2 separate regions of the Mus musculus genome follow, and region 2 is linked to region 1. A link is a contact called in ENCODE Hi-C or POLR2A ChIA-PET data. All regions are on one chromosome and are shown on one strand. Each heading gives the region's core, a stretch centred on a gene start or an enhancer-like site at or near the end of the contact. The rest is flanking DNA. Distances are from core to core; before and after follow the strand shown.

Region 1 (4,799 bases), core at 589-3,088:
TGAATGCATGTAAGTCACTAAAACACAGGAAGGGCTCATCTACTGAATCTATCAGATTACTATCAGATAGGGAGCTCTAAAAGATATAGTAAAAGATACTGCGTGAATCCTTCAAAGTTCCTTAGAACATTTCTGGAGTGGAAGTTTTATGGTAGAAATTTAATCTGAAACCTGCTCCCAGGGCCATGCATGGTAGCAAAAGCCTTTATTCTCAGAGCTGGCAGACAAAATTTGTTGAGTTCCAGGCAAGACAGGGAGAGCCATAGTGGAACTAAAATAGGCCCCCCCCCACTCCTACCCCCCTCCCCCACCCGGTGTTAAGGAAAGCTAAAAAGCATCGTTTCCTATGTTCCAGGATCTCCCGAAAACCACCACGTACCTCGGTACTTACAAGCTGATAAAACTCCGCAAATCTTCTAAGGGACTTAAAAAAAAGAAAAGCACCCCCATGAATTACTTCAATTAAAAGCTATCTACACCTCCAGCTCTAGTCCTACCTTCTTGATCTTGAGGGGCGCCCCTCTGCTCGGTATGGAAAACTGTTTTGTCAAACAATACTGAAATGAGCAGTGGTATGTGACTAAGCGGCGAGCTGGAGCGTCCTTGCAAGGCGCTGCCACCCTCCCTCCCCGAAAAGGAAATACGCTTTCAACCGAATCGGAAACACACCACGCAAGCTGGCACCGTGGTCCCCGAGATAAAGTCGGTATTTTAAGCTCTTCGGGGTGCTGCTAATTCAAGTGCGAATCCCAAAGGAACGTTTCCTGAGACAGGATTTTTCGATGGAGGCTTGCAAAAATGGGAAAAGGGGGAGAAAAAAGGAAAAAAAAAAAAATTCCGGGAAAGGAGCGCTTTCTCTTGCAAGTTTCGTTCAGGTGACCGCAGTCCCCGGGTCAGGCTTTGCCCTACAGCTCCTCGCTGGAGCTCCGCCCAGCTCGTCTGCTCCCCGGGGCAGGGCTCCCGCGTCCCGAGTGGCGGTACCCGGAGGCAGGGTCCTGAGGCCGCGCTGCAGCAGAGGACCCCCGGGAGGGCCAGTCTTGGGAGCAGGGAGAGCGCAGGGTAGAGAAGCATCCCACCGCGTCCGCAGCTGACCCGCTCCCGCACACGGCTCGCCCCCGACCTGCGTATGCAGGGCGAGGGGTGCAGGACACGTCCCGCTCCAGCTGCCCCCTGCACCCCCAGACACGCCCGGAGGAGAATTCCTGCCGCTGGGCGCATCGCTGAGCTGTGGGGACAGGCCTGGCCCTCAGGCATGCAGGGCCACCCTGCTTGCTCCACCGCGTCCCCCCACCCCACCCCTAACCCGAGGCCCGGCGACACTCACCACACCGAGCCATAGGCGCCCGAGCCCACCGGGGACAGGTTCTGGTATCGTTCGGGCACCTCCCAGATGGTCTTGTTCAGCTCCTGCCGGTAGAACGTGGGCCTCTCCTGCGACATCTTCCAGCGGCAGCAGCGGGGCGAGGAGGTGGCCGAGCGGGGGCTCCTGCCTGCAGCCGCACGCTCTCCTCTGCGCCCGCCCGCGGCAGACCGGACCCCGCGCCCGCCACCCGCGCAGGTGTGGAGGCTGCGACCCGCCGCCCCTGTCAGCCGCGGCGGCTCCTACGAGCGTCGGCAAGGTGCCGGAGCCGGCTGCACGGCTCGAGGCTGCTCCCGCCGCGGTCCTCCTGCAGCCGCTCCCCGGGGAGGGAGCGCACGCCGACGCCGCAAGACACCCGCTCGCGCTTCAGCGCCCCGCTTGGGCTCCAGTGGCGGCGATCCCACAGGCAGCGGCCGGGAGCCTCTCGCGGAACTCTCGCGAGAACAGCTCCAAGGAGGCCCCGCTCTGAATCCAGATCTTACCCAATATGGAACCTGCCCACGGGGCGGGGGGTCGCGAGAAGAGCGCGCAGGGCCGGCAGATCTCGCGAGAAGAGGGACGCGGCTTGGGGAGCCGAGGCAGGAACTCTCGGGGACTGGGCTCCCCGGGGCGCCAAGGGTGGAGGCCGCAGCGCGGGGCGCGCGCGCCTCTCTGTGGTCGCACGGGCGAATGCCTGGCGCCATGGCGGAAAGCCGCTGTGACAGCGTCGGGGAAGAGAGCCAAATGATCTTTGAACTCCGAGCAACCTGCTCACTAGAGTCGTCAATTTCCAAGAACAACTTGAAAGAACAGACAGGCCCTGTCCAGAAAGCTGTCGCATTCCGGTCTGCTCAAGGACAAGTGGCTCACCTCGGGATGCTGGTGAAACCTGCCCCCTAGGCAAATATTAGTCTTGCCTCAAAGCCCAGGCTCTCCCTCCAGGCGCTCCTACATGTTTTCAGGCAGAAGTGGCAGAAGGAGGTTCCAGGGACCCACAGGGAGTTCCAATGCACGAGGTCAGAGGTAGACATCATGAATGGCCACTTCCAGGCTGGGGACCAGCATTTGCAAGGCCCTGGGTTCAATACCCACTACTGGAAGGGGAAGGTACACACACACACTGCAAGTAGGTCATTCCATTTCAGGAAGGTCTTCTCATTTATTTATTTATATTTACACCACCTGCAATTCCGGCATTTGGAAAGACCAGAAAACCCTTCATATACATGCATACATATATATCTATTTACACAGCCTGTAATTCCAGCATTTAGAAAGACCAGGAGACCCTTTCATACTATTTATTTATATGTACAGAACCTGTAATTCCAGCATTTGAAAAGACCAAGAGACCTTTCTCTTATTTATTTATTTATACACAACCTGTAATTCCAGCATTTGGAAAGACCAGGGGACCCTTCTTATTTATTTATTTGTTTATTTATTTATTTGTTTATTTGTATTTACAAATCCTGTAATTCTAGCATTTGGAAAAACCAGGAGACCAAGCCTCTGCTGTGTAGTGATGAGACCGTATGTGCAACACCCCAAAAACCATCACTCGGGTTTGAGACCGACTCTTGCCCTTTAGAGCCATCCAAAGTTTAGAAATTTAAAAGAAAATTGGGGGGTGGGTATTAAAGACTTAATTCATGCCTCTGAGAGTATGGAGAACTACTAGGGCGAGCATTCTGACCGCATCTCATTTAGGTAAGTCTGTTGAGCTTTCTTAGGCCCTGGTTCTAGTCTCTACAAGATCAATGCGACCCTGCATTCCCACCTAGTGGAATCTTCCGTAGAAGCCGAGAAAGCTAATAAAAGTGAATGGGGAAAGTTAGACCCGTAAGAACCCACATCCACCCATGCCTACACCGAGCAGGAGAAAGGGGAAATCTTATTCTCGTGGCTATTTCTAGAAGATCCGGGTATGTGGAGGGCAGCAGGGACCCCTTCTCCTCGGCCCAGATGCCATCCTCGCCCGTCACCCGCACAGCCGGAACGCCCGCGGGTTCTGCAGCAACGGCTCCGGAACTGCCGGCCTCCGCGTCCGCAGCGCTGCCGCCAGCCAGGCTGGAGCCGAGTCTGTCCCCAGCGTCTGCGCTCCTGCGGGCCACCGGAAACCAGGTGAGCCTGGGTCGGGAGCGGTCCGGAGCTCTGGCTGCCGCCTGGGAGCTGACAGCCCGCTCGCGTCCCAGAGCGTGGCTGCTTGGGTCACCTGCAGAGCCAGGAGTGTCCCAGGCACAAGGAGTGGGTGAATGAATGAATGAATGAATGAATGAATAGCGGTGGTCCCTGGAACTTCTCTCTCCTTATAGAAAGGCTGCGTGAAACCGAAATGGCAAGAGACAACATGGAATTTGCATACTGGATCCTTTCAAAAATTCGCATCTCTGTGATGTCCACAGCTGAAGGAACTGGACTGTGGGCCCCCCACACTTCCACTCTCTGTGTCCTCATCAGGCCGCAGCTCAGGGCCCCCTTTGCTTCCAGACTTTACTGTTCTGCTCATTTTGTTCTCTCTGCCTTAAGCCCACCCTCTGTCCCCTCTCCTCCTTCTCTGTCTTCTAGTCCTTATTGCTGGACTTTGGGTCCCCCCATGAAGTCTCCACTGTTCAGCCCAGTAATGAGGATCTCTCTACCACACCTGCTTGGTATCACACTGACTAGCATTAAGGGAAGGTGTTTATGTGACCTGTCAGCAGCTGGAGGGCTGCCACCTTCAAGCATCTCCTGCCACTAGACCATCCCCAATACATTCTCCACCAAAACTGAGAGTCACAGGCAATGAGGTTTTTGGTTGGGAAATACAAGTGCTTTTTTTTTTTTTTTTTTTTAATTGGAAGTGAATTTTGTCTTATGGTTTTAGAAAGCATGTGAAAGATGACTTAATTAGGTAAAAGATATTCTTGTACCTTAACTAATTTTGAGGGTTTCTGGTCCTTTGAGTCAAAATTTTATAAATCGGGTTACATTTTTTTGCATTTAAAATATCCCAAATAGAGATTTTAAACGAATCAGTGAGTGGGTGAATGGATGGATGGACAGATGGCTGAGGGTAGCAGAAGCAAAAAGAGCTGTGTTAACGTGCTTGTATTTTTTTTTAAGTGTTTTTTAGCAATGAAAGCCTGCTTAAAGATAAAGGCTGGGACTACAGCTCAGGGTAGAGTAGCCCTGCATGTGTTAGGCCCTCAGATGGGTCCCCAGCCCAGGAAGGAAGAATCAAAAAGAATTAAGGCATGGATGGTGGCTTACACCTATAACCCAGCATTGGCTAGCTGGGGACAGGAGGAGGAGGATGCCAAAGCCCACTACACTCCACCTTTGTGGGGAGCCTGTCTCACAATAAAGACAAGTAAGAGAAGTAGCGGGTAGTGCAGGGAGCCTCCAGGCTGCTCCACCCTACTGACTGCTCCACATCAGGCTCCCCAGCTCTGCTGTGCCCCTGCTTCTCTTTCTGTGT
Region 2 (4,799 bases), core at 651-3,150, 210 kb before region 1:
ATCCATCCACCCATCTATTATCTATCACCAATTCTATTTTATATATTTATATCTTATCTATCTAACCTATCTAATCTATCATCTTATCTATCCATTCATCTATTATGTCTATCTTTATCTATCTATTATACCTACCACCTATCTATTGAATAGAGACTAAAGGTGTAGTTAGACAGGGACCCTGTGTTAGCAGGTAAAAGGTCTTGGGCTTAACTAAACAAGGCAGCTACATGGAAAAATGGAAAGAACTGTCCAACGGCCACAGTGAGGAGCCTTCAGTGTGCTCTGAATCTTCTTGCAGAATTACAGGGAATAAAACGAAGCTTCATCCATACAGACTTAAACACCCGTCTCTCAGTAGTGCGTCCAACCTCATACACAATCAGAACACCTCACAATACCCTCTTCATTTAATTGTCTAAAAACGAGGGCGGCATTTTTAAAGGCAGGGTATGCAAGGGATGGAAAGGCATTTCTGTGGCCAGTTTGTAAGGTATTTACTTTACCATTGCCTTGCCTGAGAGGAAAATGAACTGTAGATAGTGTCAGGAAACAGGAAGCCGGGGGCAGAGTCGCTTGTTAGTTTGACATTTCATGCAAACAGACCTTTGGGGTGCAGCTAGTGGAGTGGGCACATCACCCTTGTGTAAGGCAAAACAAGCCACCCAAGGAAATGTTCTGGTGTGAGGAGTAGTGGAAGCAGCCATGGGGCAGGTCCAGTGTGACCTGTGGAGCGCCAGCTGATGTCCTCTCTGTGCCTTAGGATAGGGACCTGTTATTATGTGGGGCTGGAAGACTTGGAATCAGCCTTGGGAAATGTTTCTAACTCCTGCTCCTTTGTTTGATGTCCTGACAGCCCATGAGAGATTGTGACCCATATTTCGCAGGGAAAGCTGTAAAGATCCGGAGGGGAAAGTGATTTAGCCACTACCAATTCAAAGTTCCCAGATCTAGAAAGCTCAGTTGACAGGGCAGGTGGACATCGGGCCTTAAATCCCTGCATAAAACATCATGCTTTGGGCTGTGAGATGGCTCAGAGGGTAAAGGCATGTTCCAGCAAGCCCCGATGATGTGAGTTTGATTCCTGGGACCCATATAATAAAAGGAGAGAACTGGCTTCCGAGAGATATCCTCTGATCGCCACATGTGTTTCTCTTCTCCCTAATAATTGAATTATAAAAAATTAACACATTTAAAAAGTCATACTTTGCCTCAAAAATACTTTCCCATATTCAGTCAGGATGGTGGGGGATGAGAGGGTCTTTGGGTATTGGGGGGGGATGGGAGGGTCTTTGGGTATTGGGGAACCTCAATCCTGAGGGATCCAGGCTGGTTTCGTTCTCCCTGGGAGTCCAGATCTGGATACTGTCTGCATACCTAGGAGTGGTGGGACCCATGCTCTCTTGCAGAGGATGATGTCATCTGGCAGATTGTGGAATTGCTCAAGAAAGCTGGAGACCAACTGGAAGAAGAGGTGAGGAGGCGCAGGCATCAGAGAGCGCCTGCAGAGCTGCTGCAGCTCCCGGTTCGTGCCCCGCCTCCCCGTCCAGTTAGCCCCACTCCCTAATTCCAGAAGCCACCTCCCGCTCTGGGTCGGCCCTGTCTGGGGTTGCCTTTCGCCTCTCCTCAAGGCCAGGGATCTAACCCAGTTTCTTTCTCCTCCCCACAGCAAGTGCAAATCCCTCAGCCAGAAGCGGTTCCTCCACGAAAGCCAACGCCACTCCCCAGGAAGAAATCCCAGGAGAAGAAGTCCAGCCTGAAGAGAGTCTTATCCCTCAAGAAGCCTGCCTCTGAGGAACCCAAGAGAGTCGGCACAGCCACTACCCTGGGCCCAGAAACCCGGCCCAAGAGGCCCAGCTTCCTACCCCTGTGTGTTAGTAGCCAGCGAGCTTCCACCTCCAGCAGCCTTGGTAAGCAGGCTCTAGCAGTTGCCATAGCAACTGCAGCTGCCTCCTGCTCTGGAATCTTTCTGATGCCCACACTATGCCTTGAGCAGTGTAGGGAGGATGGAGATGGAGAAGAGATCAAAGCTTTTCCCCTCCACATGGTCTCACTTGGGTACAAGTGGGATCCCTCAGAGCCAGAGCCGGAGGGAGAAGGGCTGGTCTCGTTGGCTCTTCGTGGGCGTTAGGGTGGATGGGGGCTAGACTTGTATGACACCGTTGTCAGGAGAGCGTGGATTTGGGGTCATAAGAGGAGAGATTTTCATGCAAGGCGGTTTAGGCCATGGCTCTTCTTCATTCGTGGCACGGAGCCAGGCACCTTCTGCCCCCTAGTGGACCAACCGAAAACAGCGGCTAGGTAAGGAAACCCCATGGAAAGAAAAAGAGAAGCCAAGGAAAGACAGTTCTTTTCATGCAGAGAGCATGGTCGGGGTCCGCAAACAGAGCCCCAGACCCGGCATAGCCTTGCAAGCCTTGCAGAGCCCACGGGTGGCGTACACTGGCACCTGCCCAGGCTCAGGTTGCTGGGCGTGGCTGACACACACACTGACTGTGACTTTCTGCTTCCCAGACTTGGAGGCGCCTGAGTTCCAAGAGGTCCCGTCTGTAGATGGTGGAGGCTCCCATCCCTCTGAGCTCCACACACCAGCTGCCATATTTCAGGGACCCGAGGAGAAGCCACTGCTGGACAGAGCCTCCGAATCCAGTTAGTCCCTTGCCCCTCAGAAACACCCCCCTCCGCCACCCCTACCCCCCCACCTCCAGCAAATAGCCCATCTGTCTAGACTCTGCCATTTGGAAAGGGCAAGTTGAGGCAGAGCGAGGGAGGCCAAGGCCTATTTCAGTCTCTCTGTGGGAGGCCTCGGGCTGTGGAGACAGCACATTTCACCCGTTAGCCTCAGTTTCCCCATTTTGCAAGGCTGGACCTTGAGATTTGCTGGAAGTTCTAATTGAATGACTGCCTGTAAGGTATAGCAGGGTCGGCCTGTCAGCCAACAGGTTGTGTTGCTACCGAGCGTGGTTATTGCCGTTAGGTGGGCGGCTGAGAGCTGCCGTGGTGCCAGGAAGGGGCTGAGAACACAGAAGGGAGGTTTCCATACAGTTATCGGTTTTATTATTATTATTATTTGTTTTTGTTCGAGACAGGATTTCTCTGCATAGTCCTGGCTGTCCTGGAACTCACTCTGTAGACCAGGTTGGCCTCGAACTCAGAAATCTGCCTGCCTCTGCCTCCCAAGTGCTGGGATTAAAGGCTTGCGCCACCACTGCCCGGGTTTTTTTTTTTTTTTAAAGATTTATTTATTTACTTATTTTATGTATGTGAGTATACTGTCACGTTTCTCAGTCACACCAGAAGAGGGCATCAGATCCCATTAGAGATGGTTGTGAGCCACCATGTGGTTGCTGGGAATTGAACTCAAGACCTCTGGAAGAGCAGTCAGTGCTCCTAACCTCTGAGCCATCTCTGCAGCCCCATCAGTTGTTTTTTTTTTTTTTTTAAGATTTACTTATTTATTTTATATCACTACACTGTAGCTGTCTTCAGACATACCAGAAGAGGGCATCAGATCCCATTATAGATGGCTGTGAGGCACCATGTGGTTTCTGGGAATTGAACTCAGGACCTCTGGAAAAGCAGTCGGTACTCTTAACCGCTGAGCCATCTCTCCAGTCCCCACAGTTATCAGTTTATTGTTGACAGAACCAAGCCTGGATCTAAAATACTGTCTAACATCTGGAGACGCTTTAAACCGCTTCGGGGGAGGCAAAGGATGCTGGAGAGATAGCACAGCCCTTAAAGTTTGCACTCCAGAATGCACATGGAAAGAAAAGAGAGACAACAGAAAAGCTGGGGTGTGTGGACCTGGCCCCGACCTCAGAGGCCTTTGTAAGGAACCCTGTCCTTTTCGTAGGAGAATTCAGGCGGAAGATCCTGGTCCTGCTCCAGAGTGCAGAGGACGAGAGGGGAGAGCAGGTGAGGATGCCCTCTGGGATGATCCTGCTCTTCTGGGGACCCTCACCCCTCCTTCCAGGGACCCCCACCTCTCTGCTGCATTCTAAGCTCCGGACTGGCCTTCCCAGACAACACTCCCTAGCACCAAAGGCCTTTGCCCCTCCTGATCCTTCTAGGCCATAGTTCACCTTTGACCTTCTTGAGGCCAGGGAGGCCTGACTCAGTTTCTCTCTTTCTCCCCATAGGAAGCTCAAGCGCAGGAGGCAGAGAAGGCCGGAGAAAACCCGACCCCAGCCGGCAAGGTGAAGTCCCAGGTGAAGAAGTCTAACCTCCGGAGAGCCTTTTCTCTCAGGAAACACAGCTCCAAGGATTCTAAGAAAACAGAGGCTTCAGGGACTCCAGGCTCTGGCAGCCTAGAGGCCCGGCCACCCAAGAAGCACGGCTTCCTGCCCATGTGTGTCAGTGGCCACAGAGCTTCCATCTCCAGCAGCCCAGGTGAGCAGGCCTGGCCTTACCATGGTAACTTCAAGCCTTGCCCTCTGCTTTCTGCTGTGAGAAGAGTGGAGAGGTGAAGATGTCAATTTCAGCAGGACACCTACCAAAAAACTCAGAGTTCCCTTTCTTAAAAACAAAGGCATCACCAGGAAGTGGTGGCGCACGCCTTTAATCCCAGCACTTGGGAGGCAGAGGCAGGTGGATCTCTGTGAGTTTGAGGGCAGCTCTGTTCTACAGAGCGGGTTCTAGGACAGCCAGAGCCAAAGGTGTTGCTAGATCTCTGGTTGTCAGATGTCACTAGGGAACGTTAATAGAGACACACCAGGATTTCAAGGTGACTGCAGTAGAACGTGAGGACCATTGCTGTGCAATGATTTCCCTGCTCTTGTGCAGTACCTGCTGTTTAG

The links. Hi-C counts contacts between places; a loop is a spot of excess contacts on that map. ChIA-PET counts read pairs that join two places held with the same protein, here RNA polymerase II (POLR2A).
Region 2: a map of left cerebral cortex shows a loop between it and region 1 (3-fold over the local background). The contact joins the promoter of 1700030A11Rik here to the promoter of Mapk14 in region 1. A Hi-C loop is called at or near these places in 2 of 37 maps with a recorded cell type or tissue (CH12.LX and left cerebral cortex). POLR2A ChIA-PET finds 5 or more read pairs at or near these places in 2 of 5 experiments (both embryonic stem cell).

Annotation. Positions count from the first base shown.
Region 1 is chr17:28,688,381-28,693,179 of GRCm38, reverse strand. Mapk14 (mitogen-activated protein kinase 14) reads right to left here and starts at 1,838. Exons shown (of 12, transcript NM_011951.3): 1 at 1,325-1,838. The coding sequence starts at 1,440. Slc26a8 (solute carrier family 26, member 8) reads left to right here and starts at 3,193. Exons shown (of 20, transcript NM_001290320.1): 1 at 3,193-3,463.
Region 2 is chr17:28,902,366-28,907,164 of GRCm38, reverse strand. It overlaps 1700030A11Rik (RIKEN cDNA 1700030A11 gene), which reads right to left and starts at 1,900. Exons shown (of 3, transcript NR_045457.1): 1 at 1,866-1,900; 2 at 1,378-1,462; 3 at 394-1,161. It overlaps Bnip5 (BCL2 interacting protein 5), which reads left to right. Exons shown (of 12, transcript NM_172450.3): 4 at 1,410-1,474; 5 at 1,670-1,910; 6 at 2,515-2,649; 7 at 3,857-3,918; 8 at 4,143-4,392.